Linked DNA regions of Mus musculus: regions 1, 2, 3, 4 and 5 are each linked to region 6. The links are chromatin loops, found by intact Hi-C in ENCODE. Cell type or tissue: left cerebral cortex. All regions are shown on one strand. Region 1 overlaps Prr5l (proline rich 5 like). Region 2 has its middle 28 kb from the start of Traf6. Region 3 overlaps Prr5l (proline rich 5 like). Region 4 overlaps Prr5l (proline rich 5 like). Region 5 has its middle 18 kb from the start of Commd9. Region 6 holds the start of Prr5l (proline rich 5 like).

Region 1 (5,000 bases), 66 kb before region 6:
CCCAGTGCAAATGCTGAAGACAGAAACAAGCAAGTGTCTGCCTTGTATGGTCTTACATCTTAGGCAGTAACTGGAGAATCTTTATCAAAAGTCTTTCATGAGGCTGTTTCTACCAAGGCCATGTTTTTGTTGGGAACTATTCTATAGTATATTGTACTATGACATCAGATGTTTCTACTGAGACTGTCTAGACTGTGCTCTCACTAGGAGAAGATCTGATTCACCTCTAGATTCTATACAGAGACTAAGGCACTGCCTGGTTCTGTAGTACCATACAGCCACCAAATCAGGAGACCCAGGCAGAATCTATTCCCTAATCCAAAAGCCCTGCTGTCCCTTGCAGTGAAAGATCTTATAGTACTTACAGAAGTAGAGTGGGGACAGTAGATGAAAGATCTGACTATAAAAGTGACATGGTGGCTACTGTCAAGGGAAGAAATATCATGGGTGGGTTTCCACTCAAATGAGTAACAGATGTTGGATTGGCTAGTTTTATGTCAACTTGACACAAGTCATCTGAGAGGAGGGAACTTCAATTGAAAAAAATGCTTCCATAAGATCTAGCAGTAGGAAAGACTATATGGTGTTTTCTTAATTAGTGATTGATGGGGGGAGGGCTCAGATCATTGTGTGTGGTTTCATCCCTGCATTGGTAGTCCTGGATTCTACATGAAAGCAGATTGAGCAAGCTATGGGGAACAAGTCAGTAAACAGTACCTCTCTACGGTCTCTACTCAGCTCCTGTCTCCAGGTTCCTGTCCTGTTTGAGTTCCTGCCCTCATTGCTTTTGATATTGGACTATTATATAGAACTTTGAGTGACATAAACCATTTCCTTCCTAAGTTGCTTTTGGTCATGGTGTTTCATTATAGTAACAGTAAGCCCAACTAAAGCAGGTATTATACGAAAATACAGTTTCTGGTATTAGATACAGAAAAACTAATGAGAAAGATCAAAGCCATTGGTCAAAGGAGTGGATGAGACAGGCATTACTACAGAGATTGGAACCAGTCTCTAAGGAAGATTGGTAGAAGGGCAGGGTTGCTGCCACATGGTCTCAGAACATCTGTAACTAACAAACCAAGATTTACACTGGCCTTCACTAGAACAAAGCTCTGGGCAGACAACTGGCGCTTGGAACCTCATTATAAGCATCATTATCCACAAGCCTCTAGACTTCAGAGCTAAGTGCTTCTTACCCAGTGAGTACGTGGGGCCTGAGCAGCTGCGGTCCCCGCTGATGCTGAGAAAGGGAGACACCACTTGCTTCACCAGCTCCTCCAGCTGCAAGTAGCCCTCACTTGGGCCTGTGGGCTCGTGAACACTCTACAAATGAACACCCAAGACAGATAAAGGTCAGTGTAATGTCAAAGCAGTGGACATTTGTCAACACCTGCCAATGACCCTCCTCTGTGCAGAGGGCAGTGTGGCCACAGTCAGCCTCCCTGTGGTTAGAATGAAGGATACAGGCCAGAAGCACTGGGCACTTGTCCCAAGTCAATAGATGAAAATGAGAGAGAACAGGAAATGGAGAGGAGGCAGGAGATGAGAGAAAGGATAAATGCAAGATTTGGAGCTGTGTGACTCTCCCAGGGACATGGGACATGGGGACATGGTTTACACTGAGCCTTTCAGAGGGAGCAGCCCTCATTCCTCAGACCCTCTGCCAGGTTGCCTAGCAAAACACAAATGACAGGTTTTCCTGGCCCTGTACAAAATGAAGATGCAGGGCCTTGAACTGAAAATTAGTAAGAATATTGAAGGGGAGATGAGCGTCTATTAAAACAGACACTGAGAGACAAATGTATATCTGAGTTCAAGGCCAGCTTGGTCTACAGATCAAGTTCCAGGACAGCCAGGGCTACATAAAGAACCCTGTCTTGAAAAACAATACATACATACATACATATATACATACGTACATACATACATACATACATACATACATACATACATACATATGATGTTTAAGAAGCAAATCCAGAAACTGGGCCTTTTAAGAACAAAATCTGGCCGGGCAGTGGTGGTGCATGTCTTTAATCTCAGCACTTGGGAGGCAGAGGCAGAGAGGCAGAGAGGCAGAGAGGCAGAGAGGCAGAGAGAGAGAGGCAGAGAGGCAGAGAGGCAGAGGCAGAGAGGCAGAGGCAGAGAGGCAGAGAGGCAGAGGCAGAGAGGCAGAGAGGCAGAGGCAGAGAGGCAGAGGCAGAGAGGCAGAGAGACAGAGAGGCAGAGAGGCAGAGGCAGAGAGGCAGAGAGGCAGAGAGGCAGAGAGGCAGAGAGGCAGAGAGGCAGAGAGGCAGAGAGGCAGAGAGGCAGAGAGGCAGAGAGGCAGAGAGGCAGAGAGGCAGAGAGGCAGAGGCAGAGGCAGGTGGATCTCTGAGTTTGAGGCCAGCCTGGTCTACAGAGTGAGTTCCAGGACAGCCAGGGCTACACAGAGAAACCCTGTCTTGAAAAACAAAAAAACAAAACAAAAACAAAAACAAAACAAAACAAAAAAATGAAGTCTAGGTTCACCCAGGACAGTGTAAGTGGCATAGTCCCAATTCTCACTCTAAAGGTGAGGGGTGGTGAAGCCCAATGATTATCCCACCCCCAGAAGAGCTCACCTACAGCATGCAAGCATTTCACAAAAGCACTGCGTATGAACAAACACACAGGCCTCCCGACAACCAGGGACAGGTCTCTCTTCCAGTGGATCCAATAAAACCCAGGAGACTTAAGAAAGTTGCTTAGTATAGCACAGCCAATAGATGACAGAAACAAACAAACAAATCCTCCACTGGACTGGAACCCAAGCTGGCTGGCTATGAGCCCATGTGACCACTACTTGTTGCCAGGTTAGGAAACAGAGAAAATGCACAGAAAAGTCCAGGGCAGGAGAAAGAAGGCCTAGAAAGTGGTTCTAGGTGTGTCTCTGCAGTAAGCACAGTAGGAGTCTTCAAACTTGCATGTGAGGTAAAAGCCCTGGGTAAAAGCCAAGTGGCAAAGACCCAGAGACCAGAAAGGACAAAGGCCTAGGCAGGGAAAAAAAGGAGACATGACAGCCAAAACTGGAGGGGAGTTGTAATACATCTGCTTTCTAGAAAACCAGCAGGCTCCTTGTGAACTGTTTCTCACTGCAGGGGGCTTGAAAGTATGCCCTCCTGTTGAGGGGTAGCAAAGACCCAGAGACCAGAAAGGAATAAGGGCCTGAGAGGGAAAAGAGACTTCAGAGGACTCTGTGCTTACCCAGAAAGAGTATCTCCTCAAATTCACAGAAGAGATCCTGAATGGTTTCCCCGTAAAAAGCTAAAGCTCACCACAGCCCTGCAAGTTGTCTGTGGAGTGAAGCAAGTGGGGCCAGCTCCTGCAGATTAGGGATCCATGGTTGAGATGTGGTTCCCAAGTAAATGGGCTTTTCCTTGGCCCTTTTCTGCTACACCAAATGAGGCACAGATGCCTGGGTGTTGGATGGTTTAAGGAAACAAGAAACCTGAAAAGAGGCTACAGATTATATGCAAATTTGACAAAATATAAGCAGGGTTTGCAGTCTGAGACTAAAAAGGGAAGGGAAGAGACAGATGTGGAGAGAGTGACTATATTGGGATGAGCTTGACTGTGGTGCTAGAAACAGGCTTGGCGATTCTCTACCCCCTCTGTCCCAGCTCCACCCTCCCTGAGCTCAGGTAGCAGAATGTTTAGTGTTGGAAAGGAGGGGGGGAGGGGGTGGGACAGGAAGGAAGGCTGAGAGGTGGAGAGAGTAAAAAAGACTAGGACTGGTTGACTGACCCAGCTCACACAGTTCAGTTTATACTCCTGAGTTAGTTAGCCAACTAACTCTCTGACCTTCCAGTACCCTGACGTGGGAAGAACAGGAAGATCCACAGTGGGGACTGTTTCATGGCCCAGTTTTCCAGAACCTCAACACAGCCATGGAACTTCTCAGGCTATATTCCTCACTTCTAAAGGAAGAAGCCATCATGGGACTCAGGCCAGGGATCTTGGGTTCTTCCTAACTGGTTCCATCACTTTCTGAGCCATGCTCAATGAGCACCTACTTTTATGACCAAGGGTGCTGAGGGCACAGCATAGGGAAGAAGTTTAAGAGTTGCTCTGGACAACAGTGTTTAGAGCAGAGAAAAAAATGAGCACCAAGACCCTAGCCCTGCAGGGACCAGGAAGGCCACAGCACAGGTCAGCATTAGAGAGTCAGGTTCTAATGTCTGATGGAGGGATGAAGGGGCTTTAGGCCCAGGGACACACTTGAGCAGATTCCCTAAGATCAGCTGCAAAGAACTGCATATACACACCGTGGTGGGGAAAGGGGACAGGCCAGAGTAGATAGACATTCTGGTACACCTTCAGAGACTTTAAGGGGGGTGATGTCATGTATTGTTGGGTTGTTCCACACAAACCCCAGAACCTCAAAAGGCTTTTGTTACAGAAACAGGTCTGCATGCTCCACTTTCAGATGGGGAGGGTCCTCAAAAGGCAGCCATGACCATACATGGAAAGAGATGTATGGTAGTTAAACTTGACTGTCACTATGGAAACACCCCTTGGGCAGCATATCTAGGTTAATAGGGGTGGGAAGACCCACCCACCTCACGCACAGAGCCATTGCCTGGGCTGTGGTCTCAGGCTGCATAGAAAGAGGAAGCCAGCTGAACACCAGCATTCATCTCTCTCTACTTGCTGATACAGATACAAGATACAGCGTGGCCAGCTGCCTCACCTTCCCGTTACTGTGCCTTCTCCGCAACGATGACTGTAAGCTTAAGTAAGCAGTTCCCCTTCTAAGTTGTGTTTGTCAGGTATTTTGACACAGCTGAAGGGGAAGTAAGTAATACTGGATGGCGTTATAAGTCAAAACAGAAACAGAAAGTGGAGTCCAGCCTCCTAACCTCAGTCCTAGAATCCTCAGGGGCTCCTTTTCCACGCTCCATATTTGGGAGCTAAGCCCTGAATTCAGCATTTCAGATGTAAGCTGCGGGCGCTTTGCCACGCCCATCCTCCTATCT
Region 2 (5,000 bases), 90 kb before region 6:
ACTTCCTTGATGATAAACAACAGTATGGAAGTGTAAGCTGAATAAACCCTTCCCTCCCCAACTTGCTTCTTGGTCATGATGTTTGTGCAGGAATAGAAACCCTGACTAAGACAAATTGGTACCAGCAGAGTGGGGTATTCCTGTGACAACCTGACAATGTTTTGGGGAGGACTGTGGAAGGACTTTGGAACTTCGGACTTGAAGATCCATTCGTTGTTAAGAGCTCTGTGGGATGTTGTGTAGGAGCTTGGAAGATAATGTTGAGAACAGTGCAGAAGATGGAGGTCTGGCTTGTGAAATTTCAGAGGGAAGATTAAAGACTCCTTTCAGGGCCATTGCTGTTTTGATTGTGAAGATTCTGTAGTCAGTGAGTGTGCTTTCTCCACAGTGCCTGAGGCAGCCAGAGTGGGAAAGGTTTACTATATCTTATGGTGTGGGACGATTCAGTCCATGGCTAACCTTGTTGCTTTGGGCCTCTGGTTGCACAAGGGTCTGTGGTGGACCGGCACACATGCTAGAAAGGAGCAAAGGAGCAAGGTGGGCCTCAGAGTCCCCTCCATGTACATATCTCTAATGCCACCTTCCTCCAACAGTCCCCACCTTTCGTTTGTTTGTTGTTTTGTTGCTGGTTTTTTCAAGGACAGGGTTTCTCTGTGCAGCCCTGACTGTTCTGGAACTCGCTCTGTCATCTGGCTGGTCTCGAACTCACAGACTTCTCTCTGCCTCCCGTGTGCTAGGGTTAAAGATGTGCCACCTTACTGCCCAGCAAGTCCTCACCTCTTACAAATTCCATTCTCTCCAAATTTTGCTCAGGCTGAAGCACATGTCCTTTAGGGGACATTTTCAGATCCAAACTATAGCAGTCAAGGTAGAAAATTTTACATGTAATATAAAACTAGGTCTGATCACAGATTTCATACCACCAAAGCTAAATAATAAAACCACACTAAAAGGCAGATTTCCAAATCCTGAAAAATAATAACGATATGCTCATATTAATACCAGATGAGTGTCCATTAATCTTATAAAATCTGGCTGCTGCTTGCCTTTTAGCTAAGATCACATGCAGTAAAACATTTTATGAAGCCTTAATGAGGGGACCAACGGATGTTACAACTTGTTCAAGGGAGAAGGCAAATGACAGGCACACCACGTACTAGGATAGACCTGTAAACAGAGCAAGACTGGGTTCCTCTGCGGGGGGTAAGAGATGAGCAGAGCTTTGCTTTGCATTCAGCTATCTACCAGGCAGTCTTGTTCCGCAAGTCTCCTCAGAACTGCAGGACCCCAAAGCTATGATGTACTCGACTGAACGATGCCGAGTTCGCTGAGGCAGTTCTCCCCACACCCTGTGCTAAAAGCTTAAGGAAATATGTGTGCTGTAAGTAAATAAATCTGGGCCTGGTCTTGCAGCTACTCAGGGTGTAGATACGGGTTCAAAGCCTGCCAATGAGATGGTAAACCAGACATCCCAAGACATCGTGGAAGGAGAGAACTGACTCCTGCAAGATGTCCTCTGACCTCCACACATGCAGGCAGCCAGACACAATAAGTGTATTTCAAGATAGACTTTAAGATGAGGGCTATGGCACTTTTCTTACAGGCTTGAGGCTGGAGATTCAATTCCCAGAACTGGGAAAAAAAAAAAAAAAAAGAATAGTTTAAGGTTCCCTTTCAGCCTGTTATCATACTCCTCTGTCACTTAGCATCTACAAAATTCCAGACTAGAAGATCACCTGACAAGACGACAGAGCAAACCCAATGTACAAACAACGTAGAAGGTGCTGAGAGGCGGCTGCTCTTCCAGAGGACCCACCTTCAAGTCCTAGTACCCACGTGACCACTAACTAACATCTGTAACTCCAGTTCCAAGGAATATGATGCCCTCTTCCAGTCTCCCTGGGCAATGAGCACACATGTGGTTCAGATATAGTTGCAAGCAATATACCCATAAAAATAAAATAAAAATGTATTACTCTTTTAAAAAAAAAAGAACGAGAACAATGCAGCAGTAGGTGGCAGCAGAACTCTACTCCTGAAGAATAAAGCCTTTCCAAAAAAAAAAAAAAAAAGTGTGAAATAGGATTAGTCAGGGGGCCCTGTATCTTTAATTGCTCCATACATTTTCCTGAGGTTGTACCTGAGAAGTTGTATTGGACTCATTTCTCTGGGAAGTCCTCAATTTTTGCTTTAAGCCCAGTGAAAGCTATGAGGTATTTTCTCCAACCGTTGGAGAGCCTTCTCCAATCATATCCACCAATTGGTTGCCAAATAGCTTCAAGTTAGAAATACTTGGGAAGTTATTAGATCATACCATACACTGACATTTCTGAAAGTCAATTACGAGTTAAATTTTAGCTGTTCCATGTAATTCAACTTATACATACAGATTCATGGTCACCCCCAATCCCTGTTTTATCGCAGCTGATGGTGGGTTCACACTTAAGACCTGCTTTGTACAAGTTGTTGTTTAGGAAAATGGACTATCTGGCTTTAGTCCATTCTGAGGTCCCAGTGTTTAGCTGCAGTTATCTCTGTCCCCTCGGAGCGAGAACCAATATGGCGGTAGCATCCTTGCCCATCCAGTTCACTGTGACTTTCTCAAGGTGTTTGAGCAAAGGACCTCCCCCAAGGTGCTCGTTCATTTAAATGCCTGTTAAGCAATAGGGCGTAGCTTAGTGATTAAGTGCTAGCCTAGCATGTACAGGGCTCTGGATTCTGTCACCAGCACTTAAGATAAAAAGAGAAGGAAGAAGAGGATGGAGGAGGTGAGAGGGTAGAGGAGAAGAAAGAGGAGTGTGAAGAAGAAGCTGTCTCCATTACCGAGATCACCTATGGCCAAACCTGTAGCAAACGTGCTGCATTAGACTCCAAGGGGCGCGGGCAAAGAAATCTTCATTCTAAGGACGCTCACGGGCATCTGCAGCAGGAGTAGGTAGTCACTAGCAACGGGAGGAGGGGTGAGTACAAACACATCAGCATCAAATGGGATTGTTAAAAGCAAGACTCTCATACCAGTGTAGAAACTGGAGCGTGTCAAAGACTGTGCTCTGTTCGTTAATTTGTGAATGAACCATAAGGCAAAGCTGATTCAATGAGTGCTTGGGTACAGAGGCTTATAGAACTCGGCAGGAGAAGCACGCTCAAAACAACTGAGAATTCCAAAGTGAGATTACCTGGTTACAGATGAAAATGGCAATGTCCCTGGAAGCTGTATATTTGACCCAAACTAACTAACACACAACTTCACAGTGTCCAGGCTCTAAAACAGAAACTAGAGAATCCAACACATGAAATCCTAGAAAATGCAAACATTCTTGGAAAGATCTGTTAAATATTGGAAGAAGAGGCTATTTGAATTTAGCCTAATTCTTTTAGTTTTACTTATTCTGTTTGTGGTTTTGTTTGTTTGTTTTGTTGTGTTTTTTTGTTTTATTGTTGGAGACAGGGTTTCTCTGGGTAGCCCTTATTGCTCTGGAATTCACTATGTTGATCAGACTGGCCTCAAACTCAGAGACCCACCTACCTCTGCCTCCTTAGTGCTGGGATTAAAGATATGTGCCACTCCAGCCTTTGTGTGTGTGTGTGTGTGTGTGTGTGTGTGTGTGTGTGTGTGTGTGTGTGTGTTGTGTAAACACAGCCAATTATGAAATACCCTCCACACCTCTGGGTGAGAATTCAGGTTGGAGCAGTTATATTCAAAAACAAGAACCAATGACTTAAGGCAGAGGAGGTACTAAGGGAGATTCAGTTTATGTCTGACCTCCTTGGATGTGTGGGAACACGACAGTCACTTCTTCCTAGTATTTAACTAAGCGACTTTTCATATTTTCCTTCAAAACTAGTCATTCTTAACAGCATCTCTTAGAAGTTTATCATAAAAGCTCAGTAAGCTCTCACATCCTATTCTTTGCTCTTAATTGAAAAATTCAAATACTTTGTTTAAACATCAAAATGATCCCCTGCTTTCTGTGACACAATATCCACCTGGGGAGTTAAAAACTATGGCCATCAAGAAATATGAGCGAGAAAGGCTAGATGTCCCAACTCTATACTCTTGCTCTGTGTTTCAGGGGTGGGGGCCATGTATGTGCAGGTGAATGTGTGAGGGAGCCAGGAAGCACACTCTAAGGTCATTCTTCCGGCACCATCCACCTTGGTTTGGGACAGGGTCTCTTACCAGCCTGAAATTCACCAAGTGGACTAGACTGGCAGACCAGGGAGCTCCAGGGATCCTCCTGATTCAGCTTGCCTGGGCTCAGCCTGCGAGTGCATGCCCCCAAGCCTACAGACGAAGCACCTCGGTCCCTCATGCTGGTTTGTAACCTTTTGAGTCTGGAGTGAGGAGATGAGAAATGAAATCCCTGCCTGGAATGAATGCTGGAATTTGGCAGCTTCTGTATTTCAGTTCCTTCTTATTTCAAATGAGATCAACATGTAGTGATACCTTTTATAGAGTGGGATTTCCAGCATGTCCTTTGATTTCTCCCCCACTCCTCCTCCTCCTCCTCCTCCTCCTCCTTCTTCCTTCTCCTCCTTCCCCTCCTCCTCCTCCTTCTTCCTTCTCCTCCTTCCCCTCCTCCTCCTCCTTCTTCTTTAAGATTTATTTATTTATTATATGTAAGCACACTATAATATAGCTGTCTTCAGACACCCCCAGAAAAGGTCATCAGATCACATTACAGATGGTTGTGAGCCACCATGTAGTTGCTGGGATTTGAACTCAGGACCTTCGGAAGAACAGTCAGTGCTCTTAACCTCTGGCCCATAACTCCATACCCACTTTGATTCTTCTTTTGTGGCTGTTTTCCTCTCTTTAATAACAAGGCTTTGTCTTTGTCTTGTCATTAAATTATCTTAAAAAGTCTTATTTGGGTGTCACATAAAACTCTGTGCCTTGTGCATGCCAAGCTTGTACCCTCCCACTGACTAACTGTAAAGTGAGTTAATAAACTCATTTCACAGGACAAATTCATCAGTACTTCATTCATCTTTGTAGT
Region 3 (5,000 bases), 75 kb before region 6:
CGGAATGGCAACGGACAATAAGAAGGAATTTATGCACAATACTTGTACCCTCAGAGACACACATTTCTATCATGTTCTCACATCATAAAAATGGATACTTCTAAAACGGAAGTACTGGAAGACCTCACAGCAGCAAGGACCTAGCTAAGGGACCATCCTCCAAACAATGCCCCTAGGAACAACTTATTTCTCATACTACTTTTACAACCAAGCACCATGGATCAGCTATAGGGAAACTTCAATCAGCCTAGCAGAAGCTGAGCCCATCACATTGAGAGGACACATATTAGAAACCAGTCTCTGTACCTGAGGGAAAGCAGCCATCTGCAGGGTAGAGTCTGTGCAGAGACAGAGCTGGAGAGAAGGGAGGAGCTTTCCCATTTCAGTGTGAACATTCACTCCCAGGAGTTAGGAATATCCTCTACTTGGGGAAGAGGTCTACAGAATGCACCATCACTGGTAAGAGACTGAGAATTTATACATGACTAAAACCGGGGCAGACAGATTAGCCAGGGTGGGCAGTCCGGGAAGAAAACAGAGTTGGAACAGGAGCTGGGCCTGGGGAGGACACAGGAAAAGTTGAGGGAATGCAGACTCAATTTGTGTAGCTGAGACACACTGTACCTCTGGCTGAGAGATTTTCATGGGCCTCATCTTGCTGGAAGGAGCCCAGGAGAGGTGTCTCTGAGGGTTTCCTGGGCTCCATCCATCATTCACTGAGGTCAACTGCATGAAGGGCTCTACAGGCAGTCAATTAACAAAAGGCCACTTGGACTGTGGCTGAAAAGAGCTGAGAATTGAAGCCAGGGTCAGACTGGACCAGCACTGTATGTGTGCTCATGATTAAGTACGTACATACATACATACATGCATGCTCGGAACTATACCTGCCTTAGCCTTCAGCAAACAATTCTAGAGCTACACTATGTAAAATGCACTTGACTATTAAAGAAGAGAAGCATGGACTTGATGGGGGTGGGGAGAAGTCTGGGTCTACACACTTAGGCCTGTGCAGAGAATGGAGGGTAGAGCCAGGCTGAAGCTCTGTGCTAGGTGCCCAGCTGGGTACTGTACCCCAAAGGAGATGCTTCACCAACCCAGTCTCTCTTGCTGTTCTGCAGACAATGAACATGAAGTCTACAGTCACAATTACTTACAAAGCCAAGGCTCACATCTGGGACCCACAGCAGACCTCCCCGCTTTTAGAGTAGCAGGAAAGGCACATTCAAGAGAAACTTCTGGTCAAGAGGAGAACATCTCTGACCTGCTGGGAGACCCAATGTTTCAGTGGGGCAGGATCTATGCCTTGACCACGGAACTATGGCCGGGAAAGCAGGGTCACCTTTAAGCCATGCTAAAGAGATAGGCAGAACTATTATTCCTTTAGTGAGCTACTATATTTTCCTATCTAGAATTCCCCTGACACAATGCCTGAAGTTCAGCCTGGTCTGCCTACAGTTCTGAGAAAGCTGTAATTTTCCTGGTTTGTTTGTTTGGTTTGGTTTTTGATCTTTTATTCACTTTTCTTTTCGATGCTGACTTAAAACACACGGATGCTTTTCCTGACACCGCAGGCTTCCTTACTCTTTCTCTGCCGCTCTCGTCCTTGCCACATGGCCACTTGTTACCACATGATGTGCCCCGTTCCAGTAAGTCAAACCGTATGCCCAATCCCTCAGACTTTCTCCTCCGGGCAGCTGCTGAAATTTATACCTTGCCTGTCCTGGTGTAATTTCTTTTGTTTTTAGTATTTTTATCTTCTTTGAAATTCCATACACCGTATTTTATTTTGATCATATTCACCTCCAGCCCCTTCCCCTAATTCATGCCAGACCCATCCCTCGCCCTCCTACAACCCCACTGATACGGCTTTCAATCTTTTGTTTTAGTGGGCCCCTCCCCACTCCATCCCCCCAGGACAGGGTTTCTCTGTGTAGCCCTGGCTGTCCTGGAACTCACTCTGTAGACTGGGCTAGCCTTGAACTCAGAGCTCCATTTATGTTGCCTCCAGAATGCTGAGATTAAAGGCGTGGACCACACCAGTGCTGCTAAATCAAAGGACATTCCCCCTAATAGAAGTTTTTCATTTCAACTCCAATAAAATTGTCCTTCAACTTCCTCTTAAAATTATTGTATTAATGAGACTAAGAACCCTAAGATGCAACCTTGGTTTCCCTGATATCAATGTGAAAAATGTCAGAGTAGAGGTACCAAGAGTATCCTGGAAATCCAGAGAACCGTGTGTGTGTGTGTGTGTGTGTGTGTGTGTGTAAGAGACATATATCTCACATGTACACATACATGTGTGTGGACATGCTTATGGAGGCTCTCTCAACCACTTCTCCACCTTAGATTTTTGAGACTGGCTCTCACCCTGAACCTGGGCCCCCACCAATTCAGCAAGCTCCAGGGATCTCATTCGTGGGGTTGAAGTTATACCACCATGCCCAGCATGGATTCTGGGGTTAGGTTTCAGTCCTTACCCTTGGCAAGCACTTTACTCACTGAAGTATCTTCGTAGCTCCTAGAGAGAGGTCTTGAAGAAAGAGCACTTCAGATGGCCGTACTACTAGGGACTGGTTTATAGACTCAAGTCACACAGACCTCTCTAGGGTCTGGTTACAAAGAAGCATGTCTTCCCTGGCTTGCACAGCTCAGGGAGGAGGGCAATCAAATCCCACAGCTTGACAAGGGTTCGAGTCCAGGGAAAGATGAGTAGGTAATCCTCACACCTGGAGGAAGAGGGGGACAAGCTACTCCCAAGGGGCCCATGATATGTGGCACTGCCTGTTTGGCCCCACCATCAATGCTCTTTCTTCTTCATTGCTCCCAGAAGAAGGCCAGAGCTGGTGTTCAAGCCTCAGGCTGCTCCAAGAAGGTAGGTAGCTAACGCCAGACTACACAGTTGAGCCCTGATCCTTGTAGTCACTGAGGCCCCACACTTTCCACACAGCCTCCTCTCTCACCCTGAAGGGACTTGCAAGCGAGGCCTACAGTTAGCACTGCCTTTCAACTCTCAGGAAGAATGTTTTGGTCCTAAACTTGATGCTGGCAAAGCCCAGATCACACGGACCCCGTGGTTTGCCAAGTCTGCTGGCAGACAGTGCTTCCTTGATGAGCTGCCAGTCACTAGAGTTAATCCTCAGAGAAGTCAGCTGAAGGGTGACTCCCTCAGTCAACCCCAATAGGCTCCTTGGGAAGCCTGCAAGCCAAAGGCTGAGACCTGAGGACCATGGGCTCAGGGGAAATGGGGTCTCCCACAGAGGCACCCACTGAGATTGTCGTCCTAGGAACTCCTGAGACACCTAAAGTCTGGGCTTTCCTTGTAAAGCGGCACTTTTTGCAGAGAGAGGCTTGTCTGCTACCTTACCATCCTTAACTTTCTTTTGAAAGCCTTTTCCTCACAGGTCCCTAACCATGTCAGGCATTAATTTCTGTGGAAGCCAGCAATGGCAGTTTCTTTTAGACTCCTAGAGAGGCAAAGCTAGGGTGGAGCAGTCCTTTGTTTGGGGACTGGCTCCCCAGTAAGCCTTTGATCTCCTAGGCTCCCAGAATGCCCCTGCCATTGCGGGCTCCTGCTCCAGTCCAGAAGCAGCAAAGGCCCACAGGGCCTTTGTCATGCAGAGAAGGTAGTGTCCAGCTGGATAGGCAGAGGCCCCCAGGGATAGGCAGAGGGCCCCAGGGATATAACGGAATGAGGCTGTGGAGGACTGGGAGGGCTTTTTTAGGGGAGGAATCCAGCCTGGGAATGTTTGCTGCAGGGAAGAGGCCCTGAGAGCCCCAGAAAAATCCCAAGTAGCTCAGGAATTTGGGTAACTTGAAAGGTAGCACTTGGGCCTGGCCTCCTGCACTGTGTGTGTGTGTGTGTGTGTGTGTGTGTGTGTGTGTGTGTGTGTGTGTGTGTGTGTGGTGTTGTTGTTGTTGCTGCTTTTCTTTTAGATTCACTGCTACCCTCCTTACTTGATACTTCCATTTTCCTCTTGTAATCTGAAAAGAAAAAGTGGGGCTTTGGAGGGGAGGGCTTGCACGCATGTATGAACACACACGTGTGCACACACACAAACACACACTCCATTTGGACCCTTGGATAGAATCACTTATCTATTGTTCTAAAGCAAATCCAGGTCAGGCAAGACACTGCCTCGGTATCTCTGGAGTCCAGGATGCAGGGCACACAGCAGGGATATAGGGCAAGTATTGGCTTACGGACAATTCTGCTAGGTTCCGCCCAGCAACTGCCTAGCAATAGCTTTCATCATCAACCGAAGCCATTACTACCTGTGCCTCAGCCAGGGGCAAGCCTCCTATGGCAGCATACGAGAAATGCTCGATACCCCAGACGCCTTCCTCTTCCTCCCTCACATCTTCTTTTTCTCCCCCGGCCCACCCCCCCACACTGCTCCCCCGTGTTTCCAGGTAGCCTCTCTTTCTCTCTTTCTGTTCTTCTCTATCGCCCCTGCTCTCCCCCCCCCCCATAAGCTTTCTTTATCCTAGATCTGTCACATGTGTGATTTCCCAGGGTGACACTTTGGCAGGGGCCTGCCTGGTACTCCCTCACTCCTGCTGCATTATCTCACAATTTATATTTCATAACAGCAAGTCTCTACCTTTCTTGCCTGCAAAACTGGGGCACTTCTCAGGCACCCCAAGAGTGAGGGTGGCACCACCCTCCTTGGGCCATGTACATCTGCCAAAGCCTGGACAGGAGTGTGCAGCATGGCTGTTGGCTGAGTAGCCTTTCAGATGATGGTCCGGCTGCCTTGGCAATCTCGTGTTGGTCTCAGGGGAGACACAGCACAGCCCTGCCTCAGCTAAAGCATCTCTCATGAGTCCACTGCAACTCTTAAAATTTTTTTCATTGTCCATTCTTTAAAAGTTATGTGTATCTATGTGTGTCTATGTGCAGGTATGAGCACACATGTGCACCTATTCACATGCAGGGTTAGAGGTATTGTAATCTCCCTGGAGTTAAAGTTACAGGGACTTGGATTGGGTTCTAG
Region 4 (5,000 bases), 81 kb before region 6:
AAGGCTTGGGTTCCAACCACTCCAGTCTCCAAAGAAGTAGGTACCTTGTTTATTTTTCCATCACTGTATTCCTAGCACCAAGTAAAACATTTTACAGTAAAAGCACCCCCAAAGTATGATGGGTAACTCAGCAGGCAAATGGATGTGTACAGTGGTATACCATCAAGCCATGGTAAGCCAATGAGTAAAAACGAATGTACTTGGGTTAATCCTGTAGTTCTCTAAGATAGAAGTCTGACCAGTTCTCACTGGCTAGAACCAAGGTGTCAGGGCTGTGTTTCCGTCTAGGAACTCCCACGGATAATGTTTCCTTGGCTATGCAGCTTCCACAGGCTGTCCACCTTCCTCTGCCTATGGCCATCTCACCTCACCACTGAGGTAGAATACCCAATGGCCATGTACCAGCAAAACTACAGCGTAATTAATCAGCGGAGACAGCCCCTCTCAGACACGTTGATTAAGCCTTTCAAGGCCTCAAACTAACCGCTCTGCTAAAAAGTATTTATGCAAAGAGTAAAACATTATAAATGTCTTCTGTCAAGCAGAATCAGAAAGAAATATGTGAGGAACCCATGATAAATACAATACAGTGAGCATCCCTTCTGGGTCAAACACTCTAGGAGGAAAGACTGGGCAGTTTTTTCTTTCTTTCTTTCTTTCTTTCTTTCTTTCTTTCTTTCTTTCTCTCTCTCTCTCTCTCTCTCTCTCTCTCTCTCTCTCTCTTCTCTCTCTCTCTCTCTCTCTCTCTCTCTCAAGCTCTCTGTTTGGTTTTAGGGTTTGGAGACAGGGTTTCTGTGTAACATTGACTGTCCTGCAACTTGCTGTATAGACTACGCTGGCTTCCAACTCACAGAGATCTACTTGCCTCTGCCTCCCAAGTGCTTAGACCAAAGGTATGTGCCACCACTACCCAGCTTAGGGTATTTTAAGATTGTGTTTTAAAAGAGGCCTTGAAGGGCTATTTTAGTGTTTTCTTATCTCAGTCACAGATCAGATGCTTTTCCATGACAGAAAGAACTGGCCTAACCAGTTCAAGGATGGCCAATGAAACCAAGGGCCTGACTCTGGAGAGGAGACCATGGGACAAAGGAACAGGTAGCACACAGACAGTGTGAGGAGTTTTGAGGGCAGAAGGCACCGTGGCCAGCTTTACTGTGCTTGCAAATTCAACCAAAACACACTTGAAGCATTCTGTACAGCAGCACCCATGACATAAACAATGTTTATTGTATCTATTTTGAAAACAGACAACCAGAAAGGAGTTTAGTTTGTGAGTTTCTGCAGAGCCCAGAGCTGGGATTGTTCCCTGTCACTCACATTCAGCTTGGCGTTCAATAGCAAAATAAAGCTCCACGGTACCAGGGGAATGAAATTTGGTTAAAACTGCTACAGGAGGCACTCTTGCAATAGGCCTGATGGCTTAAATGCCCAAAAAATGTCCATAAAATGTTTATGTGTATAATCTGGGAGATTTCTGTAATAATACCAGATATGTCCAAAGAGAAACTTGTAAACTGTGTAAAGTCAGTAGCAATGAAGTTCTACGGCCTGGACACTTTCAACACAAGAGCTCGTGTATTAAACTGACAACTTCTGTCCTTGACAGAGACATAGAAGATAAGGAAAAAGGCATTTACAAAGCACACATTGTTAATCTTATCAACAAAAAAAGCAAACCCAAACATGACTAATTACTTTGCCTCGATCAATAAATAATCTCAAGTGTGTGCTTGGTGTTCTAACAAGAACCTGGCCATCAGTTAAATAAACTGCAATGCTCTGCCTGCTGACATGTTAATAACTTTATGGAGTTTAAAAAATTATTGTGTGTGTATATGTGTGCGCAAGTGTGTACACCAGAGTGTACTGTCCAGTGCTGTGTTCATGCACACACACTATATGCATTCAGATGCCCTCAGAGGAGAAGAACATCAGATTCTCTGGGTCTAGAGTTATAGTCATGTGGCTGTGAGCTGCCTGATGGGCTAGGAACTAAATCACATCTTTTGGCCTTCTGCAAGAGCAGCAAGTGCCTTTGAGCACCAAGCCACTTCTCCAGCCCCCACCTTGTAGATGTTAGACACCACATACAGAAAGATTATTTTTCATTTGAAATTCTCAAAGGAATCTGAACATTTCTTTTTGTGTATCTAAGATGTGTGTGTGTGCACACATGCAGACATTTCTCTTTCGTTATTATCTCTAGGATGGACAAAATTAAAACATTTTTTTAAAAAAAAATACAATTTCTAAAGCAGAACCCATCAACAGCACAACTGTAGTCATATTTCAGATCTTTGCCTAAAGGGAGACACCATCAAGGCTTAGAAGAGCTTGAAGCGCCTCTTCTCATGTTAACACCTTATTTTTTTTTTTAAGATTTATTTATTTCATATACGTGAGTACACTACTGTTGTCTTCAGACACACCAGAAGAGGGCATCAGATCCCATTACAGATGGTTGGGAACCACCATGTGGTTGCTGGGAATTGAACTCAGGACCTGTGGAAGAGCAGTCAGGGCTCTTAACTCCTGAGCCATCTCTCCAGCCCCCTGTTGACGCCTTATGTATTGAGATTTCATCAACAAAAATTCCAAAGGCTAACCAGATCCTGATAGGCCAGCACACACCACAAACAGGGTCGGGAGAGACCATCTATATTTTTCTGAGCTTCAATTAGCAAGACCAACCGATTAAGAGGAAGCCAGGGACTTAGCGTAGACAAAAAGTTCCCTTTCCCCAGCCTGCAGGGGGCAGTAGTGAGGACCTAGCATAGTAATAAAGTCTGATGCTTCAAATAACAACATGACACAGATGTGACAGGGATCCCAGACACTTCTGGGTACTTCTGTAATCTCAGGGAATAAACATCCCTCCAAATAAAACATGCCCACGTCCCTCTCTGTCTACTCTAAAGCAGGCACAGTCCAGCCGGCCACAACACTTCCCTGCTCATGAGACAGTCTCCTGAGGCCAGCACAAACCTTCCCTAGAGGCCAAGACACTTACAACACAGGCCATTCCAGACAGTGCTAGCTCCTCCAGAGCTGAGGTATGTGAGTCCTGCCCACGACTGATCCTTTTGTTCGGAGCTAAGCGGTAGCCTTTTGAAGGGGTCCACTTGTGTTTAGTCTGCAAACACACTCACTGGAAATGAACAGTGCAAGATCTTATGTGCAAATATTTGCAAACCTTTTTTTTTTTTTTGAGCAATACACATTTTATAAATTCAAGTGAAATCCAGGTACAGGTCTAAGTCAGTTGCTATCAGCCACCCTCTCATATACACACCAGAAATGTGGCTGGTTCCTGAAACTGGAGTGACGGTAAGGCACCATTTACTGAGAAGGTTCACTGAGAGGCGCAATGCAAGACAAAACTCTGCCAGCTTTGTAGGTTCTCCTAAGCCAAAGCTCATGATGTAGACAGCACATGACATCTGAACATACATAAGAATGAACCCTCATCCACAGAGTAGCACAATGATTTCCCAGTAACTCTGCAATTAAAGTGATGAGGACACATTCCCAGGACCAGGTGTGATATGGGCTGCAGTTGACTTCCATGCTATACAGAACCTCTACTGTTCTTTCCACCCATTGGCTTCTGCCCCCTAAGATGATAACGGGAACCGCAGAGGCTGGCACGTTTCAGATGCTTGTGTGTCATCCAACCTTCTGCTACAACGCCAGAACATTATAAACTAGGAGCATCAGCCAGTCCAATAGGATGGGGAAGGCCCAAACATAAGGATCCCGGTGAGTCAGGCAAGGCTGGAAGTCAGGAAAACAGTGGTATGAGGAGCCAGTCATAGACACCAGAGTGGGGAGGCCGACAGATGTTTCCCAAAGGCATGAAGACTTGGCTTGTGCCCTAAAGTAAATAAGGCAATATTGCTCAATGCAAGAGCCCCCTTGGTGATCCATGGAGGAGGAGAGGTGCCCTCATCCTAGCTCTAAAGTAGGAACGGGTTCCTGGAGGTGGCGGCTCAGCTGAGGGAAGCACAGTTCAGCTCTGAGTCCTCCTGGCTGCCACTTGCCACGTCTTCTAGTTCCAGTTCATCGGGGCTGTCGAGGATGCTGGGTTCACTGGAGCACTGGCGGTGTGGTGGGGGGAAGCTGGGTGGCAAGAGCAGGTGTTTGTCCTCGCCGCCAGCCTCCTCCCCCAACCCTGAGTGCATCATGGTGGCCATCGCCAGCAGCTGGATGTCTGAGTGGGCGTTGGCCACTGTGTGCCGCCGGACACTGCCACACTTCTCCAGGTATGCCTCCCCTTCCTGTTCTGTTAGAGGGGTCAAGACCATCTCGTTCAGTGGCCGGCCAACCGTGGTCATCAGAGAGGCATAGTTCAGGACAGTCACCTTGGGCCGGACCCTGGAATGCCTCCTGGCTGCAAAAGAAAAAGCAGTAAAAGCTGTGATCTGGCGGACTGGTGGTAACAGTGACCGGAAACTTCCCCTGGAAGAGGGAGGGAGTAACTTCTGGGAACAGCTTTAGTGGAGCCCTACTGAGTGCAATGGAGAACAGGGCTATCTAAATGTCATGCAGTTTTACCTGTTTACAGCAGATCCCGAACCAGGTCGTTCAGAAGCCTATAGTAAACGCTCACCTAAAACTTTCCTGGATGGAATGAGCGTGCAATGCCCCCACCCCATTTCTTGGTGAGGTCTGAGCTTCACTGAATTGGCCTTTAATTCACCATCTTCTCATAAGACATACACATTAGCCAGGGCTTCAGAAAGCTACTCAGGAGGGCTGGGGAGGGTACTTCAGTCACTAAAGTGGTTGTATTGCAAGCCCCAGGACCTAAGTCTGATCCCAGGAACAAGCAAGCTCAGGCCAGCTGCAGTGGTGTGAGCTTACAAATCTAGAGCTGGAGAGGGGGAAACAGGCAGAACCTTGGCTCTGGCTGGCCAGCCTGCCTACCCTACTTGGTAAGTTCCAGGTTAGTGAGGGACCCTTCTTAAAAAACAAAACAAAGGAACTCAAACCAGAAACCA
Region 5 (5,000 bases), 72 kb after region 6:
GGGGGAAGGGGGAATCTGGAGAGAGAACCCTCCCATCCCTTATCCCTTAAGTGAAAGCCCACTCCCAGCGACTCACTTCTCCAACAATGCCACACCTCCTGTTTCTTCTAATCCTTTCAAAGAGTCCCACTCCCTAGTGATTATGCATCCAAATATATGTGGGCTGTTTTTACTCAAACCACAACAGTCCTGTATTTCCTTTTAGATTTCATTGTCTGTGTAACCTGGGGAAGCATGCAGTTCTCCCTCCCTCCCTCCCTCCCTCCCTCCCTCCTGCCCAGTCTCATGGCATCTTTTCAAGAGGAATCATCTGGGAGAACGTATCCTTTCTCCTTCTATACCTGATAGCATCCCGTTTTGTGGCTGTACTATATTTAATCGGCCCCTTATCAATGAACACAGATTATTTCTAATCTCTTGCTACACTTAAGCTGATATTTTAATTTTATGTCTGTGCCTTAATTGGCTTTAGTGCAGAGAGAAGAAAGGAGATACCATCCCAGAATTCCAACACGACCTTCCACTAAATACTATCTAAAAAGGGGGAAAATAAATAAAACTCACTCAAACGTCTCACTGCAATAATAATGTAAGTTTTACTGACTTAGTAAATCTTACTAAGTAAGATTAATCTTACTAATATAATCTTACTGCTATGTCCACCCACCGTACCTGAGAACCCTTTTCTCCTCAGACCAGAAAATAAAAACAGGCTAAGCTAAGTCGTCTCTGGCTGTGTTATATCTTAGAACCATTTTAAAAGTAACAGACCTCTTCGACTTTTCATTGTACTTGTAGCGGATTCATTAAGGTAAATCAAAAGTTAACCTTGCACAGCTTAGCAACCCAAGGGCAAGCAGGGGGCTTCTCTTCCTAGGCTGGGGCTGTAAAGAGCCAAACAACAAGCTCTCTGCTAAGATATTTGTGTCCCAACCCCTGCTCCAGGCCAACAGAGGCATTCCTCACACCAGTGCTAGATTTGTGTATTTCTTTTCTGTAACTTCTTTAGGGTTCTTACTAGAGAGCTATGCTAACCAGCCACTACTTTACATGAAACTAACACCAAGCAATGAAATAGGAAAGACCCCTGACTTCTGACATCTTTGCCTTGTCCAAATTTAGTTACTGTTCTCAACTCTTTCCTCTGCATGTTCAGTAAGTAATACCACCATTTGCATCATCTCAGCCAATGACTGAACAAAGATGGCTTAAATAAGTAAGCCAGCTTCCACCTCACTTGGTTGAGATAACCTAAGAAACACATTTTCGACTGTTTTCCAAAGTTCTCCAGTAGGACCATGCGTATTCTGGTAATGCACTTGCATAGTGTAGCAATCCCTGGCTTCTCCGGACGTTGGTGCTTGTAGAGAGAATAACTTATGTATTATATGATGCATCATCTGACAATTAAAAAGCCTATCGTAGGCAAGAAATAAAGGTAGGACATCTGGGAGGCAGAAAGGGTTCTGGATAGAGCCAGGAAGGGGAGACTCGCAGGGAAGATGTGATAAAATGGATATAGAGTCCTAGAGCATAGGTAACCAGCCATGTGGCAGAAGGTAGGCTAGAATGAATGGGTTATTTTATGCATATGTCCTGAAGACAGAGAAGTACTTGAGCACATTCTAATGTATCTGAGCCCAGTAATAACTGTGTGTGGGTAACTGTCATACACTTATATCTTGGCCAAGTCACAGTAGCTAGAAAGTCAAATCCCTTTGAGATGTCAGCCTGTGATATCTCACTAATTAAAAAAGCCAATGACAACTTCTGACTATGGTAAAGAATAGTAGTATAGAAGAGGAGATGATGTTATAGATGGTATACAGATGTAAGTTTGTAGGTCATATAGTTAGATCTGCCTCTAAAGAGCAATCTCCATTCACCAAGGTCACTATACTCAGGCTGGTGGACTATACTTCCATAAAAATTAATGTCCACAGAAGTATTTTCAACCATCAACTGAAGAAGCTAGAGTAGAAACAATCACGTTTGACTTCTTCTTGAGTTGGAAAACTCTGAAACGCGCACTCCCCAGTGGCTCTCGGGGTTTTAGAAGTTAAACTACAATCACCATTACAGGGATAATTTTCCAGATAGCACCACTTTTATGGGCCAGTTTTCCTTGCTTTCTCAGTTTCCTGGTTTAGTAATAGAACTTCTATTCCTGGTGCCCTGTGTGGACTAGACACATGGGAGCTGCGTAAAGATGTGCCTCCAAGTTATGATCAAAGGACAAAGTATTAGCAAGTGGTTGCCCTTATTGTATGCTGTCGAAGACTTGTGTACTGACCAAGCCTCAGATGAAGAGTAGTTTGGTCCAGTGCACAGCCCGCATCAAACCATACAAAGACATTCTTCTGAGATTACTTTCAGATCTGGGTGCAAATATCTAGCTCGGCTCAAATACTGACACGGAGGCAAAGAGCCACCACACAACTCAAGGATAACTGGATGGCTGAACACTGATGCTTACGAGACTGTAGAAATAAGCCAGGCATGGTGGCGCACGCCTTTAATCCCAGCACTTAGGAGGCAGAGGCAGGCAGATTTCTAAGTTCGAGGCCAGCCTGGTCTACAGAATGAGTTCTAGGACAGCCAGGGCTATACAGAGAAACCCTGTCTCAAAAAAACAAAAACAAAAACAAAACAAAAAGACTGTAGAAATAACAATATAAGGATAGCTGAGTTGTTGGGTGTAGTTGAATCTTCTCATCCTTATATTGAGCCTAATGGTATACACGTGTGTGCATGTGTGTGCGCGTGCGTGTGTGTGCGCATGTGTGTGTGTGCGCGTGGCACATGCACACATCCACACACATGAGTCTGTAACTATGGCTTTCCAATTACAATAAGTAACAAAGACCTAAGGGGCAGAGAAGGTGGAACCTTTTCTTCACCACTGCCACCTCCTACATCTTCATTCTATCAGGTTTTTTTTGTTGTTGTTGTTGTTTGTTTTTGTTTTGTTTTGTTTTGTTTTTGTTTTGTTTTTTTTCCCAAAGCAGGTTGAAGAGAACCCTAAGGGTGCCGAGTAGGAACTTGGCAGGTTTAGCCAATAGTGAAAGACTTGGTTCTAAATGGTCATTGTTTGTATTGTAGTCAATAATCAGTTTTCCATGTTAACGTTTGAAAAGAAAGCACAGTTAGTAAACTAGGGATAGACATGATCATCTTATTCTTACATCAACCTCCAACTTGCAGATAAGGACAGTGAGGTTCAAAGACACAGACAAGATACAAGCCAGATTACTGTGTGCAACTGTGGTCCAGCCGCATGCCACACCCGTCACCCTTTCCTCTACATTCGCCTGAGTGTAAGAGGTGATGATGAAATGCATGGTTTAGCAATGTCTTGGCCATGAAGTTTGTTTGGGTCACAAGGGGTCACAGAACAGTTTATAACAAGTGTAGGGTTTGGGTTCTTTCAGGAAACTCACCAAGTCCATTCCCATGATGAGCTCTAGTCAAGGCAGCTGCCCTAAGAGTTGCTTTAATGGGACATATCCTCATAGCTTGCTCTCCATGTCCTCACATTTGAGCAATGCTCCCAAACATCCATCTCCTATTGTTCCAATGATGTTATGAAGAAAGAAAGAAAAAATAAGAAAGAAAGGGAGAGAGAGAGAAAGAAGGAGGAGGAGGAGGGAGAGGAAGAAGAGGAGGAGGAGAAAAGGAAAGGAAAGGAAAGGAAAGGAAAGGAAAGGAAAGGAAAGGAAAGGAAAGGAAAGGAAAGGAAAGGAAAGGAAAGGAAAGGAAAGGAAAGATAAGAAAACAAGCACTGGGCTGGAGAGGTGGCTTAACGGATTAAACTTTTGCTCTGCACAAGCATGACGCCCAGAGTCTGGATCCCCAGGACCCATGTAAAAAGGACAGCGTGAATCCGTCATCCCAGTTTCTCTGTGGCAAGATTGACAGTGAGACCGGAGAAGCCTTAGGACCTCCCAGAGAGTGTGGCACACCAAGTACCTGCCTCAAACAGGGTGGAAGGTGGAGATTAACATCAAAAGTTGTCCTCTGACTTCCACAACTATGGCATGGTATCCTTACCCCAAATCACACACACACACACACACACACACACACACACACACACACACACACACACACACAAAACAAAGAGAGGTACTGTGCCTTGCCTGAAGGTCTGTAGGTGAGCTAGGACAACCCTCCTACACATGGAGCTCGGTTCTGCCTCCTCTAACTGATTCTGAGGTTGAGGGAGAAAGGGCTGTAGCCACTGGCAGCATAGTCTTCCCTCTGCAGGTATACACAGCCAAGCACACAGTAGAAGCAATACCTTGTTATATGCTATCACTTCCACCAGCAAAGTCAGTCTAAGGTTGAGTCCAAGCCTCAGATTGTCCCATGGTGCCGAAAGTGAATGAAGATTTTCTGGCTGACACCCCTGTCTCTCACTCCGGGTTAAGTATGTGCTTCCCTGAGAGAGGTGTGCCTTTCCAGAGTCCTTCAGCCCTAATCCCCAATTAATTCTCCCAGTGAAGCCTGCAAGCTACCACACACCTATCACCCCTATGGGACTTCTCCTGAGAGACTTGAGAGCATGAAGTCACTGCATCCCAGCCTAGAGGTCCCCAAGAAGGAATTATTCAGCTGATATAGGGATACTTTTTTCTATTACATATTTTCCTCAATTACATTTCCAATGCTATCCCGAAAGTCCCCCATACCCTCCCACCCACTTCCCTACCCACCCACTCCCATTTTTTTTTAGCAAGATTTTATCGAAAGGACCCAGATATAGCTGTCTCTTGTGAGACTATGCCGGGGCCTAGCAAACACAGAAGTGGATGCTCACAGTCAACTATTGGATGGATCACAGGGCCCCCAATGGAGGAGCTAGAGAAAGTACCCAAGGAGCTAAAGGGATCTGCAACCCTATAGGTGGAACAACATTATGATATAGGGATACTTAAAAAGCACTTTGCTCCTATGCTTTACCCAAACCAAGTCTTCAACACCCTGCTTTATAAAGATTC
Region 6 (5,000 bases):
GTAGTTCGTTCCAGATGTAGTCAAATTGACAGCCAGGACTAGCCATCACATTCGCCAAGTCTTATTTGGCTGTGTGACTGAGGGCCACGCCTTCCCAATATAGTCATTCTCTATATCCACTCTACATCCCTTTCATTCCATGGAACTGTCCTGTGGCCTTCCTTTCCCCCTGTGTAGGGGCCCCCATGCTGCTGGAACACTGACTCCTGACTCGGGAGCATCCATGGAAACCACCAGAACCATCTTGAGAAACTTGGGAGTCTGCCAAAATGTGAATTATCTCAAGTTGATCTCTGATGGTTTGTCTTTGTCTTGAGTCATTTATGTCCCGGGTCCCCTCTTGACTCCAATGTGGAATCTTCCCTTATAAAAGTCATGCCCTCTGCTTACTAGGTAACCACTGTTTCCAGATTCTGCACCCCACATCCTAGATAAGATACACAAAATATCTTGCCTTCAAATTTCAGCCACAGGGGTATTGATTTACTCTTCGGTGTTAGTAAGTGAGCATCATCTAAAAGCATTGCCTCTAACTTGTTTACAGTCTGCCCAGAGGCAGGTATCTCTCCAGACCAAGCCCTTCATGACAGGCATTGTAAGTATGCAATTACAGAGACTCACATGCTAGTTCAATCCTATGCTGGTTTGGTTCTGCAAAAAAAAAATAAAAGGGCTAAAGAGAGAACATCTGCATTTGAGAAAAGGCTGTGCATTTGTTTTACCTGGTAAAGGACTGTATCAAAGCAAGGCCACAGGGGCACACATTCATATCATTACTAGGACAGAGAAATGTGTCCAGGGTGGAAGGATCACAACGCTTGTGCTGAGTTGCCCCTTCTCTAGATGAGTGGATTAAGCGTTGAACATACACTAAGTTAATGAGTAAGCTGAAGTTGGAACACTCAGGTAAGGCCCATCAGTGTGAGGTTCTCAGGTAGTCATTGCAATGGTATTCGTCAACAAGATAAAGAGCTTTTTTAGTAATTGTGCTGCTCTATGACGTTTGGAAAAAAACGACTACAAAGACGATGATGATGATGATGATGACGACGATGACGAAGACGCAACATGTGGACCATGGAGATGGCTCCATTGGTAAAGTGTTTGCCGCACAAGCTTAAGGACCTGAGTTCGGATCCCAGGTCTCCTGTAAAAAGCCAGACTCGAAAACTTGCTGGAATCCCAGCAATGGTGCAGGTATGCCCAGGAGCGCCCAGGGACTTGCTGGCCAGCCAATTAGCAGAATCAGTGAGTGGCCCTGACTCCAAAACTACAAATCTGCTGAGGAAGGCAATGACATTGACCTCTGGACTCAACACACACAGAGACACACACACATGTAACCAACTATATGATTATCTAGTGAACATCTGAGAAATCCAGCAGAAAGGGAGGATATCTCCAACCTCCATACTTAGAGTGGCAATCTATTGCGACCTAGTCTGACCTCTATCCCCTGTGCATGTAACCTAAAACGGACTACTTACATTGTTTGAGCTTCAGTGTGCTCACTTATTCAGTTGGCACACAGTAGTGCTCCACCAACGTTCTGGTCAGGAAATATCACCAGTCTCGGTGCAAAATGTCATCATAAAGTGAGAAGAGATGTTTACAATTTCCCCTGTTTTCCGAAGCAGGTTTTTCTGCTTTGAAGAGACTGCTATAAAAGCACACCCACTGGAATAAATACATACCCGTGCCCCTCCAGATCCGGAAGAAAGGAGCTTCAAGGCTTTAGAAACCAGCTAGACTCAGGTTAGACCTACTGTAAGCAGGCTCATTTCTACTTCCAGCTTTCTTGTACACATTTATAGGTCCAGCTGTTAGAAGTGTGGTTAAAACACTAGAAAAAGTGGTGGAGGAACTACACTCTCCACAGTACCAAGGCCGTTTCGGGAGCTCAGTACTAGAGCTCAGTACTAGAATGAGGCCTCTTCTGCTCCAGTTCCACCTGACAGACCAACTTACCCTCCTTAGCTGCATAAGGAATCTCATTGGGGACTAATTTTAAAATGAAGCTAAAATCATTTCCCTCCTAACTCAGTGGCAGCTTCGTGTTAGCAGTAACAGCACTTTCTACCACCAAAGCGTCTTAGCAGAATTAGCAATGACATTTGGAAGTACGTGGGGAAAGTATCAGTTCTAATGAATGGTCAAAAGAGCAGTCTTGAAGGCTGATGGATGCCATGCTGGAAGCTGGCAGAGGCTTGGGGTTGGGGGAAGCTGATGGGATGGAAGGCGATTGTCCAGGACCACTGTAGTCCTTATCTGAATTTGCATGGGCAAGAATTCCAAAACTCCACCCAAGTAAGGGATGCCTGGAGACGTTTTTCCAAGTGGGTCTCCGCAGCAGACATGTAGCTGAGCCGCCGCGCGTAAGCATCTCGTCTTGTGGGGCGCGACGCAGCGCAGTAATTGAAACCTTGCACACCGCAGGATTGCAGTGGCGTCTATAAATACTCTCCACTTTACTGCTGACAAGCAAAACGCGGGCTTCTGGCACCGCGGAGGAAGAGGCGGCGGTGGCATGTGATCCCCGGCAGGGCGCGGGTAGGAATCGGGGAAACCCCTACTGCCAACAAGGGCAGCACCCCAAAATCTATTCCTGAAGGATCCTTTGTAAGCACACCTAGTCCTTGTCGCTGTCCAGGCACGAACTCTGGGAACCGTAGTCTGGTCTAGAGGTGCGGGTCCCACAGCGCCCCCTGTGCGTAAAAACGCGCAGTGCGCACACGAGGCGCGCAGAGGAAATCCCGGCCCAACGCCCGGCGGGCGCGAAAGTCGAAGCGGAAAGGGGACACCGTGGGCGCCTGGCGCAGAGTCGCAGTGAACTGTCCCGAGCTTCTCACCACCACAGGCTAGGTCTCCCTCGGGCTGTCCCCTGGCTACAGTAGCCTGCCCAGCGCTCCGGGCCAACTGGTCTCCATCTACTACCTCGACTCTCACGCCTCCCTTCAAGAAAGAAGGGGACGGCTGAGAGGATGGGTTTTTCAGGCGAGTAGCCTCCTGAGCACTCATGACTGTAGATCTGCCCCTCTGGCCTTGGGAGGATGGTGCAGATACATTCTTTTTCTGCCTTCTAGCTTACTAGGGTCCCACGCTTGGCAGGATTCCCCCAAAAAGGGTTCACAGCGCTTCCTCTCCCACCGTGACCCACTACACTCAGGGCGGCCTGCCCCTTCCCTTACCCACCTCTTGGTAGTCTACCTCCCCGCCTACAGCATCCGATGCGGAGGTTCCTTAACCACGCGGAGTCTCCCCTCAGTCTCGCTGTCCCCGTGCCCCCACTCCCACCCCCAGATCACGCCAGGCGAGTTATTTTCCGAGCCTGCGAAGTTGCAGAATGATGACTTCAGGCCCTCCAGGGACTTCCCCACTCACCCCCTTGGGGTCCCCGGCGTGAGTCACCCGAGCCGAGCCGCGCACACCCACCGCTCGCCTCCGTCTCGGACTCTGAGCGCTCAGGAAAAAGTTTCCGGTGTTCCAGGGAAAGTTTTCTTGCTGGAGAGAAACTAGCGATTCGGCTGGTTCTCGCCTCGCTCGCTCGCTCGCCCTCCCCAGGTCCTCTCCCAGCTCTGCCCTACGCCGGGTCGCGTCCTGCCCAGGTTTCTCTCCGCCGTAGCTCTCAGAGTCAGGCTGGTGACTGTTTCCCTCCTCTCTCAACTTACGGCCGCCTCCTCTCCTCCTCCCTCTCCTCCTCCCACTTTTCCTGTCCGGTGCACATCGCTGTGGTTTCTCTCCAATGCCCCCGCCTCGCTTCACCCCCATCCCACGCCTCCTCTCCAACAACAAGAGTAGGCGGAAGACCCTGCGCTTAAATTCATTTCAACAATTTCAGGAAATCCAAGGTCGTGGTCCTAAAAAGCAGGGGAGGATGCTGCAAATCAGGGGAACTCTGCACTACCTTTCGAAAAGCCAAGAAGAGTTTGGTCTCCCACTGTTAAACCCGGGATGAGAAACGTCTCCAGGAGTCCAGAGGTGTTCGTGCGACCAGATACAAAAGGACTGGAGTTCTGCGGAACATTTCTGAGGCTGAGAGAGGTTTTGTTGCTGCTTTGGAGCGCGCACGCGCGAATGCGTTTTAAGGAAAGATTTTTCAAACCGATTCCACACTTGTTTGCGTCTCTTCCTTAGCGTTGTAAAACGAATTTAAGGATCTGGGGTTCAATTTTTAGGCGAAGGTTTCACGAACACGACATATCAGAATTGAAACCACAGAAAACCAACCAGTTCGAACATTTTAAAAATGTAAAATAACTTTGGAAATTCCTTGTTGTTGCTCGGTAGGTGCTAAGAATTTGAGCTGGTGGTGGAGTAATCAGGATCCTAGCACGATGGTGTTTAACCTGTTGGTCGAGACCCCTTTGTGTGGGGTGTGTGTGTGTATGTGTCACATATTAGATATCTTGTATATCAGATATACACACAATGCATAACAGAATTACAGTTAAGTGGTAGCAACAAAATAATTTTATGGTTGGGGGCAGGGGGGGGTCACCACAACATGAGGATCTGTATTAAAGAGTCACGGCCTTTGGAATGCTTAGAATCCCTGTAGCACTTTGGAGGTAGAGGAAAGAAGACCAAGAGTTTAGGTCATCGTGCTCTACACAATGAGTTCAATTTTTCATCCTAGGTTATATGAACCCATCTCAAAAAACAAACAAAACAAAACAAAACAAAAACCCTTTTCTTTAACATTTCTCTCTCTCTCTCTCTGTCTCTCTCTCTCTCCCTTTCTTTCTTTCTTTCTTTCTTTCTTTCAAGATTTATTTATTTTATATATGTGAATACACTGTAGCTGTCCTCAGACACCAGAAGGCATCAGATCCCATTACAGATGGTTATGAGCCACCATGTGGTTGCTGGGAATTGAACTTAGGGCCTCTGGAGCAGCAGTCAGTGCTCTTAACCGCTGAGCCATCTCCCATCTCTCCAGCCCACTTTTTCTTTTTTTTTTTTTTTTAATGCAACTGTTGTAGGACTCCCTGCCTAATTTT

Evidence for each region. Hi-C counts contacts between places; a loop is a spot of excess contacts. Peaks named below come from ENCODE experiments on the same cell type or tissue, not always from the same donor. Only the 100,000 strongest peaks of a DNase experiment are listed, where the experiment ranks them.
Region 1: it touches region 6 in a loop (2.2-fold over the local background); 2 of 42 quality-filtered maps call a loop at or near these places.
Region 2: a loop joins it to region 6, with 2.4 times the contacts of the local background. A loop is called at or near these places in 16 of 42 quality-filtered maps.
Region 3: a loop joins it to region 6, with 2.3 times the contacts of the local background. A loop is called at or near these places in 17 of 42 quality-filtered maps.
Region 4: it touches region 6 in a loop (4-fold over the local background); 17 of 42 quality-filtered maps call a loop at or near these places.
Region 5: it touches region 6 in a loop (2.4-fold over the local background); 6 of 42 quality-filtered maps call a loop at or near these places.

Annotation. Positions count from the first base shown.
Region 1 is chr2:101,728,225-101,733,224 of GRCm38, forward strand. It overlaps Prr5l (proline rich 5 like), which reads right to left. Exons shown (of 9, transcript NM_175181.5): 8 at 1,200-1,326. Among named protein-coding and RNA genes, the nearest start is that of Traf6, 52 kb to the left of the region's middle. In left cerebral cortex, no CTCF peak of the experiment used is centred here; DNase peaks (open chromatin) are centred at 2,994 and 3,436; H3K27ac peaks cover 259 bases.
Region 2 is chr2:101,704,284-101,709,283 of GRCm38, forward strand. No RefSeq gene overlaps it. Among named protein-coding and RNA genes, the nearest start is that of Traf6, 28 kb to the left of the region's middle. In left cerebral cortex, a CTCF peak has its summit at 2,019 (motif pointing right); a DNase peak (open chromatin) is centred at 1,985.
Region 3 is chr2:101,719,480-101,724,479 of GRCm38, forward strand. The region is part of intron 8 of Prr5l (proline rich 5 like); the gene reads right to left. Among named protein-coding and RNA genes, the nearest start is that of Traf6, 44 kb to the left of the region's middle. In left cerebral cortex, no CTCF peak of the experiment used is centred here; a DNase peak (open chromatin) is centred at 3,074.
Region 4 is chr2:101,713,077-101,718,076 of GRCm38, forward strand. Prr5l (proline rich 5 like) reads right to left here. Exons shown (of 9, transcript NM_175181.5): 9 at 1,209-4,390. The coding sequence ends at 3,990. Among named protein-coding and RNA genes, the nearest start is that of Traf6, 37 kb to the left of the region's middle. In left cerebral cortex, a CTCF peak has its summit at 2,751 (motif pointing right); a DNase peak (open chromatin) is centred at 2,757.
Region 5 is chr2:101,865,560-101,870,559 of GRCm38, forward strand. It overlaps a transcript of Prr5l not described here. Among named protein-coding and RNA genes, the nearest start is that of Commd9, 18 kb to the right of the region's middle. In left cerebral cortex, no CTCF peak of the experiment used is centred here; no DNase peak of the experiment used is centred here.
Region 6 is chr2:101,794,040-101,799,039 of GRCm38, forward strand. Prr5l (proline rich 5 like) reads right to left here and starts at 3,668. Exons shown (of 9, transcript NM_175181.5): 1 at 3,433-3,668. In left cerebral cortex, a CTCF peak has its summit at 2,717; DNase peaks (open chromatin) are centred at 2,610, 3,482 and 4,011; H3K4me3 peaks cover 2,214 bases; H3K27ac peaks cover 2,293 bases.